2 separate regions of the Homo sapiens genome follow, and region 1 is linked to region 2. Evidence: chromatin loops called from intact Hi-C (ENCODE). Cell type or tissue: psoas muscle. All regions are shown on one strand. Region 1 overlaps ENOX2 (ecto-NOX disulfide-thiol exchanger 2). Region 2 overlaps ENOX2 (ecto-NOX disulfide-thiol exchanger 2).

The links. Hi-C counts contacts between places; a loop is a spot of excess contacts. Peaks named below come from ENCODE experiments on the same cell type or tissue, not always from the same donor. Only the 100,000 strongest peaks of a DNase experiment are listed, where the experiment ranks them.
Region 1: a loop joins it to region 2, with 2.4 times the contacts of the local background. A loop is called at or near these places in 1 of 110 quality-filtered maps.

What each region holds. Positions count from the first base shown.
Region 1 is chrX:130,702,950-130,706,949 of GRCh38, forward strand. ENOX2 (ecto-NOX disulfide-thiol exchanger 2) reads right to left here. Exons shown (of 15, transcript NM_006375.4): 4 at 171-305. The coding sequence starts at 267. Among named protein-coding and RNA genes, the nearest start is that of ENOX2-AS1, 98 kb to the right of the region's middle. In psoas muscle, no CTCF peak of the experiment used is centred here; no DNase peak of the experiment used is centred here; H3K27ac peaks cover 2,634 bases.
Region 2 is chrX:130,882,715-130,886,714 of GRCh38, forward strand. The region is part of intron 2 of ENOX2 (ecto-NOX disulfide-thiol exchanger 2); the gene reads right to left. Among named protein-coding and RNA genes, the nearest start is that of ENOX2, 18 kb to the right of the region's middle. In psoas muscle, no CTCF peak of the experiment used is centred here; no DNase peak of the experiment used is centred here.

The DNA.
Region 1 (4,000 bases), 180 kb before region 2:
ATACTAGTAACTACTGGCCACCCAGACTATAAAGCTCATATTACAAAAATGCACACTCTAGGCAGAATCTGGTAAATGTCAACTTCAAAATAAGTTGTGTCATACTGCTATATTTATAACCACATGGTCAATAAAAATAAGCACTTGCGAGGTGATTAAAAATAACATACCAGGTAAAATTGGTTGTCCGGCAATTCCCAGCGGTGCCATTCCAAGATTATTCATTGCTGTGGCCCATGCAGTTGGATCAGACATAGGTAGTGTCATTGCAGTGGAATCCACGTTCAGAGTTCTACTGTTATCGGCTGAAAAGAAATGACAAGCAAAATAATTTGTTGTGTTAAGGTTCTAGCAACTAGTTTACTTATAAACATAAATTCTGGCAAACTGTTTATAGAAATGGCTGGAGAAATGGACAAGTGGTGGATAAGGCCTCAATGCCAGCTTTCTTATAAGGGTTAAAACAACACAGCTTGAACTGGCAGGAAGTCATGGAATTTGAAAGTAATTTACCAGATGGCATTTTAGTATAAGTGTTTCCTTCCTTCTCTCCCTTTCTTCCTTCTCTCTCTCTCTCTCTCTCTCTCTTTTTTCAAGCATACACAACAGAGGAGCTTGGAATGATTAAGAAGTTTTCTATTCTTCTCACAGTCTACTAGCATATGATTACTTCAGCAGCTTCCATCCAAACTACTTATGCATGTAAAGCAAGAAAAAACATCCTAGGGCTTCTGTAGTTGGCAATAAAAGATGAAAATTATACTCCTGATGTAATTTCATATCTTTGAAGCAGTACTATTGAATAGAGCTGGACACACAATCAGCAGACATCAAATTAGCTGAATGACAATTTTGGGGGTTAGGGGAACAATGAGAAAAAGCAGACTAGAGACACAGTCCCTGCCCTCAAAGGTTGTACAATAAAATTGAAGAGACTGATGATGATGGTGATAATTATTACCATTATCACTGTTATCACCACCTCCACCCACTACTACCTCTGTTGAACACTTACTGTATGCCAGGTAAATCACTTGGCATGCATCATTCTCATTTAACTTTCAGAACAGCCCTATGAGGTAGGGACTATTTATATCTCCATTTAATAGAAGTTTTAGAGACATTTAAGAGAAGTTTCGAAAGGTCAAATATATTGTCCAAGGTCATACAGAATGTATAATTTTTAGCCACTATGCTTTACTATCTCCAGTTAAACAACTAGGAAACAATGAAAGACTCAAATGGTATAGATCAGAAATGTTACTGTAGTTTATGGTATGCAGAGCTACTGTGGCCTGAGTAAGCAGGAAATACTTCATGGAGAAAATAGGACTTGAAAGAATGGACCAGATTTATATAGAGCATGTCATGAGTGATGAGCAGTTATTAGATAGGTAAAGTAGAGGGGCCAGACATCCCAGGAGCAGGAATGATATAAGCAAAAACATTGAAACGGGTTTTATAAGCACGTACATGTACACAGTGTTGGGAGAGATATAGTCATGAGTCATCTGAGCACAAACAGACTTTCGTTTTGGGAAATTTTCCTCTGACTACTGATAGCCATAGAAAAATCTTTCTATGGCTTTTTTCCTACCTCCCAGTACACACTTCTGCCAATTACAACCCATGAAGGCAACTCTGTTCTAATAGTAGCTTGCTAAAGTCCAAGGCAACATCAGGGCTGACTCTTGCCAGGGTTATGTATACATGTGCTATTTTGGTCACTGATTGGTCAGAACAAGCAAATGTAAATGTCTAAAAACATTATTTCTGAAATATTAGTTTTTGTCATTTTTCTGTGCTGCCTTTGCCTCTTCCCCCTTAATCCCTCCTTCACACACACACAGTGATTGATGGCACTAAGTGTTCATTAATTACAGTCAGAAGTCACATTTCAGAGTGATTACTCCTACAGAGTGATTTCTCCATCTGTAGGAACTTTAGTAGTTATATCCAGCTTTCAGTGTTCTCTCACAAAGGCATATCCAAAGGCTAGAAATAGCCTCCTTGCAAATATTATCAAGAAAACAAATATGGGATGCTGAATATCCTTTGGGTTGAGAGTTTACATAGTGATAATTAGTCTACTTGGACTTCCAAGCCCCCAGCTAGGGGAGGTAAGTTTTTAGAGAATGTTACAGCTGAAAGATACCTTTAGAGATTATTGAGTCTACACTCTGATTTTCTCTGGTTGCTGGAGAATCAGTCCCAGAAGAAACTGGTAGGTTTAGAAGGACTGGGACCCAATGCCAAAAATAATTTCTTACAACAGTTTGGCTACTCATTGGTTCTGCAGTCATGAGAAATATTAAAACAAACAAACAAACAAACAGGAACACTTCTCAGTAAAGGATTTTGAGGTCAAAGAATGAGAATTTATAATATATTAACCTAGCCAAACTCTGGACTAATTAGGGGCGGGATAAGTGTTTGGGGGAAGACAATGATCTCAATTACAATTTTGAAGGAAAACACAGTATTGTTATTTTCAAAATGTATAGTAATTCACAATGCTTGTTAACATGTTAGTAAGTAGAGTTCCTGGTATGCTTGTTTACAGGAACAGATAAGGAACATGTGTGATTAACAACATTATTTCATCTCAATGAAAGTGGTTCTTAAATTCTTAGGAAGTTTTGCTTTAAATGTCCTTCTTATCTCCCTTCCCTCCCCTAACACCCATCTCCACCTGTCAAAATCCCACTCATTTTTGAAGGGTCACCTCAAATGCTACCTTGTTTATGAAACTGAAATGGCCAGGTGGGAAGGGCTCCCTGGCAGAGCCTCCCACTGACCTGCACCCTGGGGTGGAGCCTTGGAAGTTCATGTGTTTGCAGTGGGAAGGAGCCTGGCCCCTCCTCTTCCTGGGTGGAACCTGGGATTCAATCTATGAGGCGGGAAGCACACCAGCAGGACTCTGGCCTTGCAGAGGGTCCCCGTTTCCCTTTTTTACCCCTTTTTCTCCAATACATTCCATTTTTCTCACCCTTCAAAGTGTCTGCAAGCCTAATCTCTCATGGCCGTGTGACAAGAACCTGGTTCTTTGCTGAACTAAGGAAAAAGTCCTATAACAAAACCACCTCATTGGAATTAATTACTTCTTCTGATGTGTTCTCATAACATTTTATCTAGAATTTGATTTTCACATGTTTGCTCATTCTCTCACTCATTCCTTGCAAACTAAACTTTTTTGAGTCTTACTATATGCCATGCTGTTTTGCTAGTAACTACGAACACAGAGATGAACAAAACTCATTTACTGCTCTGGAAGAATTCAAAAACAATAAACAATCCAATGTAAATTATTATAATAAGTACTGTAATTAAACCATGAGTGGAGTGCTCTGGGAACACAGAGGAGTAATTAAAGCTGCTGCAATGGGTTTGGGTATACGTGTTTCTGGTTGTGGGGTGGAGGAGGAATGCCAGGGAAGCCTTCATTGGGAAAGAATCATTTGAAGTAAGTCTTTAAGGAGGGATAGGATTTTCTTCCAGGTAGTGAATGGAAGATTGGGGTAAGAAGAGCATTCTAAAAAGCAAGAAGCACCAAGCATTTACCACCGACTGCCTTGGATTATTGTTATTGTGTACATGTCTCCCTTCTGCTGGCCTGCATGCCTCTTTTAGGTCAGGTACTGGGTTTGAGGCATTTTCTTTCCTTATTTCTTAGTTTAGTGTCTAGTATAAAGTAGGTATTCAAGAAATATTTAAATTAATAAAGAAAATTAATTTACATTGATTTTGGGCACAATAAGCAGTCTATACAATGACACCCATTGATTATTTGTATACCTTTTCAGAATGACAAATTGTCTTAAAGAGGTGGCATTATTGCTAAGCCAATTCTTTCTCTAGGACAGCTGAATACTTGTAGAAATTTGCTTAGTTACAACCAGGGATATATGCCCAACTAATAACTCAGTTTGATCTCATTAGCTATGATCTTTTTCCCATATCGGCATAATCATACATAAAAGCTTGCAAAATTTTGCTTTCA
Region 2 (4,000 bases):
TTTTAATAGTCTGGTCAGCAGACAGCTCTACACTGTCTAGGTCTTTTGAAGTCATGAACAATGGGATATCTGCTCCGGGTAGCACACAGGTGGGCAAACAGTTTCTTTAATAAAGAACCCCTAAAGACATACAGCATACTCCACAGTGGTTAAGAGCATTGGCTCTGAAGACAAACTTGCCATCCAATATTGATTCTTGCTACTTAGTAATTGTGTGACGTGGTAGGCTGGATACTTAAACTCTGTATCTGTTTTTCTAACCTGAAAATGGAAATACTACTGTCTACCTTATGGCATTGCTGTGAGCGTTGATGAGTTCATACATATAAGGTATTTATAACATGATCTGGCACAGAGCAAGCTTTCAATAAATGTTAGTTTGTTTTTTGTTTTGTTTTGTTTTGTTTTTTTCTGAGATAGAGTTTTGCTCTTGTTGCCCAGGATGGAGTGCAATGGCATGGTCTCAGCTCACTGTAACCTCTGCCTCCCGAGTTCAAGCGATTCTCCTGCTGCAGGCTCCCACGTAGCTGAGATTACAGGAACCCACCACCATGCCCGGCTAATTTTTATATTTTTAGTAGAGACAGGGTTTTGCCACGTTGGCCACGCTGGACTCGAACTCCTGACCTCAAGTGATCCACCCCCCTCGGCCTCCCAAAGTGCTGGGATTACAGGCGTGAGCCACTGTGCCTGGCCAAATGTTAGCTATTCTTATTATTGTGTTTATATATGGCTGGGGAGACACACACTCAACTGTACTATGCTCAATAATGTCAATCAGTATAGTTTAGCAGCCCCATTTGCAGTATACTATCCTACATAAATAGCATGCCTTAATTATTGTATTATTCATAATAAGCATATTAAGTCCTTTTTGGAAAAAGGCAAATATGAATAAATTTTCGAATTTGTTAATATTCTTGGTGATCCCCTTAAATAAGCTAGTGCAAGCTGGCTCCAGCACACCACGGACTGGTGTATACTAACCTTTATATTCCCGTCCATGAGACCTGCCCTTCACTCCTCTAAAACACGCTCATAGGTGTACCAAAGAGGAAAATCCATCAGACGACTCAACTTCAGCTCCCTGAACAACCAGAACCTACAAATCTCCCTCTTGAATTTTTCTTGGCCTCAAACAAGACAAGGAAAAAGTAACTATTTTGTAGATGAAAGACTTTTTCTTTAGCCAATAAGAAAATGTCAATTTCTTTAAAAGCCCCAATAAATTCTTTTTCATTTATATTCAGAGTGCCTATTCCTAGAAAAAGGAACACAGTGAGGGATGTTAGCCAGAGCTTCCAACTACGTAGGACATTTGCCACCTGAAACCAAGTTTAATATGGAACTTCCAATTTCATGCCTAGTTTGCCCAGTTCTCCTTCCTCTAATCCTGATCTGTTCCCCGAAGTTCCCACCTGTATTTTTTAAGTGTCAAATTCATTTAAGTCTAAAGAATGATAAAAGGGCTTCATATCATCCTCCTTTCTTTTTTGCCAGAAGGAAATAATATGAGGACAGATTTACTTTAAGACATGTTAAAATATAAAGATACCATCTTAGATAAGGGTAAATTCCAATTACATGGTATCTGAGATAATATATTCATTACCATCTTAAAGTCTCATAAACAGATTATAACAATACTTGCTCTATCTCTGGCCCATTTTCTTATCAACATTCTCAAATGTTCATTGTCAAATGCTGAAGAAGAGTTGTCTATGGCGTGAACATCGAGTCATTAATCTAGTACACGGGACAGTCTCTAATAAATTCAGATATAAAAATGGCCCCTTCAAGAATGTTTACTGAAGGGGTCCTAAAGAAAGTTTTACCAGAGAGCTTGTATGAGCCATTCAAGTAGTTGGGTTCATTTGATGAATTGATAATGTGGCTTTAAATAGTATTCCTTTCTTCAGTGGGACAAAAAGCATTTTTTCCCTTAAAACTAATTAATTTAAAATTGAGAAACCATTTGGAAATTTTAAAAGATAAGAATGCTGATCTATGAGAGAGAGAGAGAGAGAGAGAAAGAGAGACACAGAGACAGAGACAGACAGAAAGAAAGAAAAGTGTGAACCTGAATTAGCTGTATATTTTTTCTGCTGATCTGGACAAAATACTCAAATTTCAAAAACATATAGCACTTCACATTCATAGCCAGTATATCTTAAAATACATATACTTTCATGGAAACAATCTTATAAGTTCATCCAGTACAACAGTACAAACAAACTAGCTTTTTAGAAGAGAAAATACTCCATACTAACCTTTTGGAATAGACAACATTTTGCTTCCCCAAAATTTCACAAAGCTCTACTTTCATTCATATTGATGTACACATTAATCAAAACACTAGTGTTTCTTACACATCTGTAAAATTAATCTTGAAATCACACACATATTCAAATAAATGCTAGACTAAAAATAGTTTTGAAAACATCTCTAGCGTCCTATCCAAGAATACATTTTTCAGTAAATGACCAAATTTATCCTCCTTCTCTAGTAGCATAAGTCACATTTACCTGGCACCCATCAACCGAGAGGCAGCCTGATATCAGGGAGGAAAAAGCACAGATTCTTTAATCAGATAATGTAACCTGTAAGTTTAGGCTGCACTTAGATGGAGACCTCAGGCCAGTTACTCATCCTGAGTCTCAGTTTTCTTACCTATAAAATGGAGATCATATCACTGACCTCACACTTACTGAGAATGAACTAAGAAAGTATATATTAAATCACTGTCTAAATGTTTTATACCACATCCACTATCATTCAGTAACCAACAACTACACTAATATTGTAATTTTTAATAGAGTAAAACCATTAAGGAATTAAACATGTATTCACTATTAGCATACAAATAAAATACAGTCATAAAAGCCACCTAGTTAGATTTGAAATTATTCATTAGGTCACTGTGGAATTGAGAGCTGGCAAGGAGATAATGTCGTTTTTAAAATGTAAACATTTTTATTAGCAGAGAGAAGTTCTTCCCAGATATAGTAATTCCAGTAGCATAACAAAGTCCAGCATTTTTCATTGCCAGAAACTTAAACCAGTAACACTGGTCCATGAGAAATCTCTATTTATTCAACAAAGCAATATTTTCCATGTAAATCTATTTAATTTTATAGTGGAGAAAATAAGACAATCTCTGGTTTTAACCGTAAGAAAAAAGCCTCAACAACTTCTCACATTAAAATGTACACAGAAGGCTCTTCTAGAGTCAAGCATGCATTGGAATACAGAGAAAACATCCAGCAAGCACAACTTTCCAACACTTAGCAGAACCAACCAACCAATACTCAAAGAAGAAACTGAAGCTATAAATTCAAATAAATGGGCTGCAGGGAGACTACACAAACCTGCTGTTGCTTTAATTGCAGACAATTCAATTCAGCAGCTGTTGGTCCAGGCACTAAGGTTCACTGTATGCTCTTCAACGTAACCTTGAAATATTGTCACTCACTCACTTCTCCACATCATCTGCATGCTGTCCAATTAATGAGGAGCGAAATCAACTGTCAAACCACGCATCAAAATAGAACATGATCTTTTAGCTGTTAAGCGTAGGAGCATAATATTTTAAGAATAATAAAGCAACAATGGAGATGAAAGTCCTTGACAACAAATGATATTCAAACTTATCAAAACAACGTGGTTGTAGGAACTAAGCTTCTGTTCTGTGAAGCAAGAAAGTGAAACTTTCTCAGGGTTTTTCATTTGCAAGGGACCTTTCTGTCTAACTGCTGTGTAAGAAGCCTTTCAAAAAACATTCGCCCATACCTGATCAGAATCTTCTTCATTATTATGGACCATTATGTTTCTGAAAGCTTAAGAGAATACTTAAGAAACACTTTTGATCCAAGGATATTTTACAATACAGATGGTTTGGGGCTCGTATTTGTAGCTTTGCTGTTTCCAGCACTTTTTTTTTTCTGTCAGGAGAATAAACAAACAACAATAATATATAATGTTCATCAACCTGAGTTCAGTA